Linked DNA regions of Homo sapiens: region 1 is linked to region 2. Evidence: chromatin contacts called from ENCODE Hi-C or POLR2A ChIA-PET data. All regions are on one chromosome and are shown on one strand. The core of a region is the stretch at or near the end of the contact, and the rest is flanking DNA. Distances in the headings are between cores, read along the strand shown. Region 1 has its middle 55 kb from the start of MYOZ2. Region 2 holds the start of SYNPO2-AS1 (SYNPO2 antisense RNA 1).

Evidence for each region. Hi-C counts contacts between places; a loop is a spot of excess contacts on that map. ChIA-PET counts read pairs that join two places held with the same protein, here RNA polymerase II (POLR2A). Pooled maps may share reads with other maps.
Region 1: a map of heart right ventricle shows a loop between it and region 2 (4-fold over the local background). The contact joins the enhancer-like site here to the promoter of SYNPO2-AS1 in region 2. A Hi-C loop is called at or near these places in 3 of 168 maps with a recorded cell type or tissue (PC-3, heart right ventricle and mammary epithelial cell) and 4 of 50 pooled maps. POLR2A ChIA-PET finds 5 or more read pairs at or near these places in 1 of 52 experiments (WTC11).

What each region holds. Positions count from the first base shown.
Region 1 is chr4:119,078,112-119,083,496 of GRCh38, forward strand. No RefSeq gene overlaps it. Among named protein-coding and RNA genes, the nearest start is that of MYOZ2, 55 kb to the right of the region's middle. Within about 2 kb of position 2,925, at least 4 of the 41 ENCODE cell types and tissues checked have a DNase peak (open chromatin) inside an H3K27ac peak, as active enhancers do; they include heart right ventricle, where a contact is called at or near this core.
Region 2 is chr4:118,982,715-118,987,480 of GRCh38, forward strand. It overlaps SYNPO2-AS1 (SYNPO2 antisense RNA 1), which reads right to left and starts at 2,005. Exons shown (of 3, transcript XR_939120.3): 1 at 1,919-2,005. The region is part of intron 1 of SYNPO2 (synaptopodin 2); the gene reads left to right.

The DNA.
Region 1 (5,385 bases), core at 1,675-4,174, 96 kb after region 2:
ATGAAATAAAAGAGGATACAAACAAATGGAAGAACATTCCATGCTCATGGGTAGGAAGAATCAATATTGTGAAAATGGCCATACTGCCCAAGGTAATTTATAGATTCAATGCCATCCGCATCAAGCTACCAATGACTTTCTTCACAGAATTGGGAAAAACTACTTTAAAGTTCATATAGAACCAAAAAAGAGCCCGCATCACCAAGTCAATCCTAAGACAAAAGAACAAAGCTGGAGGCATCATGCTACCTGACTTCAAACTATACTACAAGGCTGCAGTAACTAAAACAACATGGTACTGGTACTAAAACAGAGATATAGATCAATGGAACAGAACAGAGCCCTCAGAAATAATGCCGCTTATCTACAACTATCTGATCTTTGACAAACCTGAGAAAAACAAGCAATGGGAAAAGGATTCCCTATTTAATAAATGTTGCTGGGAAAACTGGCTAGCCATATGTAGAAAGCTGAAACTAGATCCCTTCCTTACACCTTATACGAAAATTAATGCAAGATGGGGTAAAGACTTACATGTTAGACCTAAAACCATAAAAACCCTAGAAGAAAACCTAGGCATTACCATTCAGGACATAGGCATGGGCAAGGACTTCATGTCTAAAACACCAAAAGCAATGGCAACAAAAGCCAAAATTGACAAATGGGATCTAACTAAACTAAAGAGCTTCTGCACAGCAAAAGAAACTACCATCAGAGTGAACAGGCAACCTACAAAATGGGAGAAAATTTTCGCAATCTACTCATCGGACAAAGGGCTAATATCCAGAATCTACAATGAACTCAAACAAATTTACAAGAAAAAAACAAACAACCCCATCAAAAAGTGGGCGAAGGGTATGAACAGACACTTCTCAAAAGAAGACATTTATGCAGCCAAAAAACACATGAAAAAATGCTCATCATCACTGGCCATCAGAAAAATGCAAATCAAAACCACAATGAGATACCATCTCACACCAGTTAGAATGGCAATCATTAAAAAGTCAGGAAACAACAGGTGCTGGAGAGGATGTGGAGAAACAGGGACACTTTTACACTGTTGGTGGGAATGTAAACTAGTTCAACCATTGTGGAAGTCAGTGTGGCAATTCCTCAGGGATCTACAACTAGAAATACCATTTGACCCAGCCATCCCATTACTGGGTATATACCCAAAGGACTATAAATCATGCTGCTATAAAGACACATGCACATGTATGTTTATTGTGGCTCTATTCACAATAGCAAAGACTTGGAACCAACCCAAATGTCCAACAATGATAGACTGGATTAAGAAAATGTGGCACATATACACCATGGAATACTATGCAGCCATAAAAAATGATGAGTTCATGTCCTTTGTAGGGACATGGATGAAACAGGAAATCATCATTCTCAGTAAAATATCACAAGGACAAAAAACCAAACACCGCATGTTCTCAGTCATAGGTGGGAATTGAACAATGAGAACACATGGACACAGGAAGGGGAACATCACACTCTGGGGACTGTTGTGGGGTGGGGGGAGTGGGGAGGGATAGCATTAGGAGATATAACTAATGCTAAATGACGTGTTAATGGGTGCAGCACACCAACATGGCACATGTATACATATGTAACAAAACTGCACATTGTGCACATGTACCCTAAAACTTAAAGTATAATAATAAGGAAATAAAATTAAAAAAAAGAACATAAAAAATCTCATGCACTGCATAAATATGTACAATTATTATGTATCAATTGAAAAATGTAAAAATTTTAGTCATGAAGCAGTAAAACAAAGTAATAGAAACTCACTGGTTTATCTCTATATTTTTAACCAAATTGTATTTCTGACAAAAATGGCACAAGTCAAGCTTACCTATTCAATAAGGGCTAAAGCTTTTTACCAATATTTGTGGAGAAGGATTTAATTTTTTTTCATTTTCCCAGTTTCCCAATAGTTCCTTTTAAATTCTCTTTTCAACCTCAAGTACTTGCCTTTGAGGGAACTCTGAATCCCTTGAGAGTCCCCAGTGGAGGGTAGGGTGCCTAAAGTTCCAGTGACCAAGGAGCTGGGGTGGGAAGGGAAAGGTGCTAGCAGGAGTAGACATTGCTGGCAGAGCAGATTGTCAGCAGAGGTTCAAGAAGAGAGATTTCAGGTGACAGAGAAGTTCCCATGAGACCCAATACAAAGGACAGAGGAAACAGAATAGAGAGGTCTTACAGAGCTAGGAAAAGGACTTCCAGCTCATAGTCAGTGAATCATCCCCACTCAGGAAAAGAAAGCCAGGAAGAAGAGATTTCTAGCCCAGGGAATTGGGGAATAATTCCCACTCCCAAAAAGGAGGCAGGAAGAAGAGCTTCCAGCCCAAGAGATACCTTTCAAAAGAAGCCTGGGGACTGGAACCCAGCCCCAAAAAGTATACTTATACCTTTAGAATCAACATCTGTCCTTGCCAGCTTCAAGGAATGTTTGTCTGGAACAATGGTTCAGAAGTCTGAGTTACCAGCGAATCCTCAGTCAGTCAAGAGAGAAGACAAAGGAAAGGCACACATTCAGTGTCCTAGGTGAGAGTCCTGGGGGTCCAATGATGAGTCTAATCCTATCTGAGTCACAGCACAATAACTGTTAAAGAAAAAATTACTTCATAATATTCTTTAATATTCAGGACCATTGCAATAGGTATAGGGACCATTGCAGTGGGGAAGTGCAGTGGGGAGAGAGAATGGGTTCAACCATGAATACAACATAGGCAAGTGGGAATTTATAGCCAAGGGGCAGTAAGAGGATGCTGGCTAAACCAACTAAATGGGATTCTTGATCAGACATCACCTTGGGGATGATGGAAGATAAAGAACCTGCTCATACCAAGTATGACCAGATATCAAGGATAAGCGTTCTTACTAAACTAACTTAGCAGGATTCTTTGCTAAAACTGGATTGTACAAGGAAGTATACAAATGGACCTAGCAGAAGACTCAGAAGCCTGACTAAAGTTTGGCCAAGCAAAGAATCTTTGACGTTAGTCATCAATTATTTACCTACTTGGCTTATGCAGTGTTTGATGTTAGGAGTACACTAGTGAATAAAATGTGACCTCTGTCCCCAGGGAGCTGACAGTTCTAGGGAGGGTACAATGTAAAGAGAGAAGAACAATGATGGGATTACACACAGAGTATTATGAGAACACAGCAAGAATAAAAGAAAAAATCCAAACTTTAATGTGGAAAGATTGGTGCATGAGGAGTGGAAGGATTCTCACAGCAGATTCCTGGAGGGATTTATGGCAGAGTCTTAGAGGCTGAGGAGTAGTAACTGGTAGAGGGTGAGAATAGCCTAGAGGCAGGCCATTCCAGACAGAAGGAACAGCACAGTGCTGGAATATTCCAGGCAGCTCTCTGTTAGTCTTGAATAATAAAGTGAGAATCAGAAAGCAGTGGATTTTTTTCCCCATAGGGCAGAGTAAACTTTTTCTGTAAAGAGCCAGATTGTAAACACTTTAGGCTTAAGGAACCTTTGAGTCTGAATTCAACTCTGCCTTTATAGTGCAAAGTAACCATGTCCAATATAAAAGTGAATGATCATGGCTCAATAAAACTTTATTCATAGACATTGAAATTGGAATTATATATTATTTGCACAAGTCATGGAATAGAATACTTGTTTTTTTTTTCTAACCACTTAAAAACGTAAAAACCATTTGTAATTTGCTATCCATACAAAATAGTGTTTGACCAAATTTGGCTCATTGGCTATAGTTTTGCCTTTTCCTGCTATAGAGCAACCATGGGGCCATTAAAGGATTTTAAACAAGAAGTTGGCATGATCAAGCCTGTGTTGTAGGAAGTTCATTCTGGCAGCACTGAGGGAGATAGATTTGAAAGGGCAGGACAAGAGGAAGGCAGAACACACAGGCTGTCCAATCTTTCCACCTGGAAAGGCAGGCATAAGAACACTCTGTAGTAAATCAGTCAACACCAGAATATTCCAAAAGCATTCCTTCCCTCCCCATTACTGCCCACCATTCTCTGACACTGTGATTCTTCCTCTTATCTCATCATCCTCCCCATCTCAAACACACACTATCGCTGCCAGCTGCCACCTCTTTAAAATTCTTTCAACAGAGTAGAGAATAGACAGCGGTGCTGGGTGACCTCCAGCAGCATGCTTCCTTAGTTTCTGGGAAGACAGTGATGGCTTAGTGAGCACTGGGATGACCCGACCTTCCTCCAGGCCATCAATGAGTGCCAGAGATGTAGTTACAGTCTTTGGAACATTTATTTTCCAGTTGACAGAATAAGTATTTTTTTAAATTTTCATTTGGCAGATCAAGTCATGTAGTCTCAAAAAAAAGGGAATGATTAGTTCCTTTTGCTGCAGGATAATCCAAGACTTTGCTAAATATCTTGAATCCTGATTCAAAAATATTTAAAATTAAATATGCCACAAAAATGCTTAGATATCAAAATTATTTTTTAAAGATTAGAACTAAAACAGGAATATCGTTGGTAAGTCCTCAAAACTCACAGACTACGAAAACAACAGACCATGTAATGAAATTCAGGAGGAATTTTAAAAGGCAGAATGAGAACAGGTTCTCTTTCCTTTCAATGTTGAGTTCTTTCTTCAAAGAATTAATTGCAGAGCTTTTTTCACTCACATCTGCTAGATTTAAGATGGCAATATTATCCTACCTTTGGCACAATGCCATTTTCAAACATTACTGTTGCTGTACTATAGAGTCCATCTTAAGCTTTTAAGGTACTTATGTATAGACCTGAACCAATCTTGTTCCAGACGTGGCCTGTGTTAACATCCCTCCTCCTTTCCTGTTGTACAGACAGAGGTGAGGTCACTGTCAATTGAGGGGATAATTTTAGGTGGCACTATATTATTATCATCGTTCTGAAATTCTCCCAAAATGGAGAAACATAAAATGAAGGAGAACATAGTAATGCAAGATGTATAATAACGTGTGCTTCTAAAAGAGTAAAACAGAAAAAGCCAGAGTTGACTACAATAGTAACTCATTCTAACAAAAGCAGCTCTGTAATCTGAGAATTGCCCATCTGTTATACCCACACAAATAGTAAAAGCCCAAGAATGATATAAAAATCTTTCAATTAATTATGTGTGAAAATCTATGACAAAAAAATTTACAAGAATTTAATCATTATGGATTTCCAAAAACAAACAGAAATAATTGGAAAATGTGTCAGAAAACCCAGGCAATTCTTCCACATGTTCTTATGATCTACTCTAATTTCATCACATATGTCATTCCAAATGAAGCTTCCTAAATATGGCAAGGTGAAGATTTACACTGGAGACTTAGCTGTTGTTATATATTTTCATATAATTAACAAAAATCATATTCAAATAATCGAAGGAAAAGCTTA
Region 2 (4,766 bases), core at 755-3,254:
CACTGCATACATACCTAAATAACAGACCAATCATTGATTTCCAGAAACCTGTCTGGAAGGCATTCTACATTCTTTCCTTTGCTTCTTTTTATGGGCCACAGAAAGAACACGATAGTTCTTGAATACATTTCCCAGATTGTCCAAAGAGGTCAAACTCTTAATGTTAAGCACAGTTCTTTTGAGACTGTGGTTGTGGGGGAGAAATTAAAGAAAGATCTGGAAGCTAATGGAAGCTACTCAGATGAGTAGCTTCTTTAGTGCAACCTCAGCTGGAACGTCAGTGACTCTTGAAAATTCTTTCTTCCCTCCCAAGTCAATATCCTATCAAATTGCTTTCTGTATTTTTTTGCAAATCTCCAAACAGAAACTCATGGAACACAGAGGTAATCTTGGCTACTTTGCAGAGATGGCCAAGGAGATTAGGTGTGAACTTCTCCGGTTTTCTTCCCTTCATTGTTAACTTTGCCTTTATTCATCCCTTTCAGTCTTTTCCAGGATCTTGTTCCATCAAACATCTCCCTACCTCCACCCTTTTCTTTTCAACCTTTTCCTCTGTACTTAATGGGGAAAGTTCTTTACCTCATTTCTCTTTCCAGCATCTATTCTCTCTGCCTCCATTCACACTAGATTCCTTGAAACAGGTCTACACCAGACACCCCCATGCTCTGGCCTTCCTTTACTATTTCCCTTGCATTATTTTCTCCGGAAACTACCCTTTAAACCCCACCCATGAGCTACTCATCTCCAGGTGGCTCAATGGTTTCTTCTCAGCTCTTCCTCTTAGTGCATTACATTCCTATTACCATGATGGCAGCATTGATCTAAAATCCCCTGACCTCTCTCCCTTTGAAATACTTTCTTCATCAGAATTCAATAACAAGCATACTCACTCGCTGAACATTTCTCCTTAGTCTCTGTTGGCCCCACTTCTACTTCCTCCTTGATATAAGAATTTTTCAGTACTCAGCCCCTTTATCTGCTGTGTTCTTTACTGAGCTCATAGAATCCTACAACTTTAACTACCACCTCTTTGCTCATAACTCCTCAGTAATATTTCTAACAAGCTACGTGCCTGCCCTTCCAACAGGATATTTGTCATTTCCACATCTATGTCCTATATCATAGGCAAACATTTCCAAAACAGAACTCATCTTTCCTGCACAGCCTCCCCATATCCTGGTCCCAAACTGAGTTCCCCTCCTTACCTTTCCTCAACTCTCAAGTCAAAATTTCAACTATCCTTGACTTCCCCTTTGTCATTTGTAAGTTGACTGGACATGGGGAGCAGAGGATTATGAAATGTCTTTTCAGAATCCCCCTTCTACATGCGTTGAGAGTACTCTATTTCCAGCCTTCATTTCATCACCTAGACTTCTGAAAAGATCACCAAACTGGTGTCTCTGTCATGAATCCCCTCTTCCTCATTCCAGCCCAACCAATATTTGGCCATTAGCTATTTTCCAAAACAGTCCTTTCCATACAAAAGAAACTGGTAACATTAGTTGCTTCCAAAATAGGTGACTGGGAGACGCAGATGTAAGAGAGAGAAAATTTACATTATGTACCATCTTGTTCCTTTAAAATGCTGTGCCTTATAAATACATTAGCTATTTAGAATAATAATGTTTAGTTTAAACATTAGATATTATCTGTTTAATTAAAAAAATCCTCTTCAGTTATTCTTCTGCTCAAAATCCTACACACATTGCCTTTGGAACAAAATCAAACTTCATCATATCGTTCAAAGCCCCTAAAATGACCCTTCTACTTTTCCCTTTACTCTGCTTTCAGTCTGCCCTCTGACACACTCCACAGGCCAGACACAGGCCAGCACTCTGGATTCTCAGGCTTCCAAACCTTTGTTTAAACCATTCCCTCTGCCAGTGGTGTCTTTCTTCATCCCAAATTGAAGTCCTACCTTCCTTCCAGCTTCACCTCAGATGGCACCAATTCCAAAGTACTTTTCCAGATCCCAGCATTTAGAACTACTCCTTCCCTTCTGTAAGTTTCCTGGCCTAAGCACTTGATGAGTCTATCAAAGTCAGCCTGGTTTTGTAGTTATTTATGCACATGACTGTTCTTATCTTTGTATATTTTGCACTGCTTGGTTCAATGCATTTCACATGATGGATACTTGGGAAGTGTTTCTGAATGTCATTGGTCCTCAAGACACTGAGAAATCCAAAATTAGAACTGTTTGGATATGAGACCCACTGGCATCTTTTTGTCATTTACTATTGTTTGTCATTGACATTAAGAAGTACAAAGCTCAATGGGTTCCCTTTAGGTCAATGCTTCTCCTAGTGTGGTCCTAGACCTGGAGCACTTGCTAATGTGAAGATTCCCAGGCTCCAAGAAACCTACTGGTTCAGAGTCTCTGGGGTAGGATATGGCAATCTGTAGATTAAATACGTATCCCAAGTGCTCCTTACGTACACCGAAGCTTCAGAGCCACTGCTCTAGTAGGATGTAGCAGGGTTTGGGGGAAGGTTGTAGAGGCAGATAATCCTTGAGGTTTGATCCTGCTTGTCTGCTCAGTGCTCCTTAGCTTCTGCCAGTCCTTCAGCCCTGCTCCTCAGCTGGGTTCATGCTCCTGGCTATGCCTCGTGCTCCTGGAACATGATTTGCCGTCTGTCTCTCCTTTCAGAAGACAGCTGAGCTGTCAAGCTCTGACTCCCTGTGGAAGCTGTCTGGTGCTGGCACATTTTGATGGAAGAGGGATGCCTCAGACTTCAACAATAATCTCATCTTTTTTCAGTCTTCTCTTCTCCCCTAAAACTGCTGTAGGCAAGTGACTATCCTCTGTGTTGTAGACAGGAGGATCCTGTGTCAAGAAAACATTGAGACTTGCCTAAGCCACTGACATATTAATAGAGTTAATGTCAAAAGCCTTGTCATCCAACTGGGCATTCTCAGTGACACTGTGTCAATCAGCAAGTCAATCAATTAACAAGTGTTTAATCAATGCCAATTAGGCATCTAGAAGTGTCTTGTTTAACATCTGCTGGCTGGGCTGGGCCCTGCACAGAACTTGGTTCAGTGTCCTTACAGTATCCCTGATCGAGGATCTAATTCTGTACCATGTCATCCACAGTTGGCTGCCTTTGTGGTCACACCAGGTTGCTGGGCTATATTTCATGTGAACACCACCATTTACTACATTATTCTGTAGGCCCTAATGAAGTTAAGAGGAGCAGGATACGGGGGCCAGCTATTTAGCCCTCCGATGTGAACAACTCTTCAGCAATCTTAGCTTGATGTTGTACCTCTCACTCTGTTAGGTTTTCCTTGCACTCCCATTGAATTAAAATTAGAAATTCTGTGGACAAGGATGTGACTCTATGAAAGAAACCTTCTTCCCCTCTGCCAATCCATATACATGTAAAATCCCCAACCCCCAGCATAAATGACCTTTGTTCTCACAATTTTAAATCCTTTTATAGGTTACAATTAATATTTAAACCCACCCTATGGTCCCCAAACCTTTCTAAAAGTAATCAGCCCATAGGATGCCCTCTTGCAAAAGGCTACATTTTCTATACTTACATTTTCATTTATTTTCTAATAGTCACAGTGGAAACTGTAACCATGAATGTACAACTCAGTAATCCAGTTAAGACTTGCTTTTTTCTGCCAACTTACTCTTTTATGAGCCAGAGATAGTAAAATAAGTCCGACATGTTTAAAAATGCCAATTCAAACTTGAATTTCTATGCCAAGAATGTTCTTTGGGTTAGGTCACTCAGAGTACTACAAACCAAATTTCATGTGGTTTTCAAAGTAGCCCCGAAACTCGACCTTCATCTCAATTGGCATTGGTGATACCAAAGGTATCTATGAGAACATCACTGGCCCATCCCAAGTTTGAGAGATGATAATAGGCACATGTGGCCATTTCCACTATATCTAGTCTAGGATTTAGTCTATGATTTAGACTACCCAGCTGTATTTTAAACTAGTCCAAACCACGACTGGCCGCAGGGAGCATAGACCTTTTCTGAGAGGGATTTTAGCTAATAATTTTACTTCCACATTGTTCCATCCTCTATTTCAGGATGCATGATGTACATACTCTTCCTTTTTCCATCTCATTTCACCATTAAATAAATGCCCTGGCTGGGTCAGAGGAACCAGGAAATAGACTGTTATTCAGTGTGCTATTGATATGGCCCCTAAAGCCTCCAACAACTTCCCTATAGACATCACAAAATGGAACAGAAAATTCTAGTGGATCACCATTGTCCATTCATAGGCACTGCAAATGTGTTATATGTCTCACTCAATAAACCAACACAGTTTTGCTGAATTATGCTAAGTCAAAGTTTTCTTTAAATCCCATTATCCTTATCATTGTTCTTGGTGAAACTGCAAATAAATAAAACCTCTAATGAGTTATTTTTAGATATCTAAATGGACACAGGAAAATGTTAATTGACTCCTCAAATTTACAGAACAAGTTAATAAAGGTAGAATAAAAGAAGAACTAGTCTAATAACTTTCTTCTAAGACTACAGTGAAATTTATTTTATCTCATAACATCGAATGTCCCAGCTAAGGAACATCAAGGAGAAATTTGATGCTTTTCATTCTTTAGAATTTCACTTTGATGCAGATAATGTTGCATTAGTTATTCTTAATTTTACTCTCTTCACTTATTAAAATGCCTAATATGGGCCAGGCATGGTGGCTCACGCCTCTAAATCCCAGCACTTTGGAAGGCTGAGGCAGGAGGATTGCTTGAGCCCAGAAGTTTGAGATCAGCATGG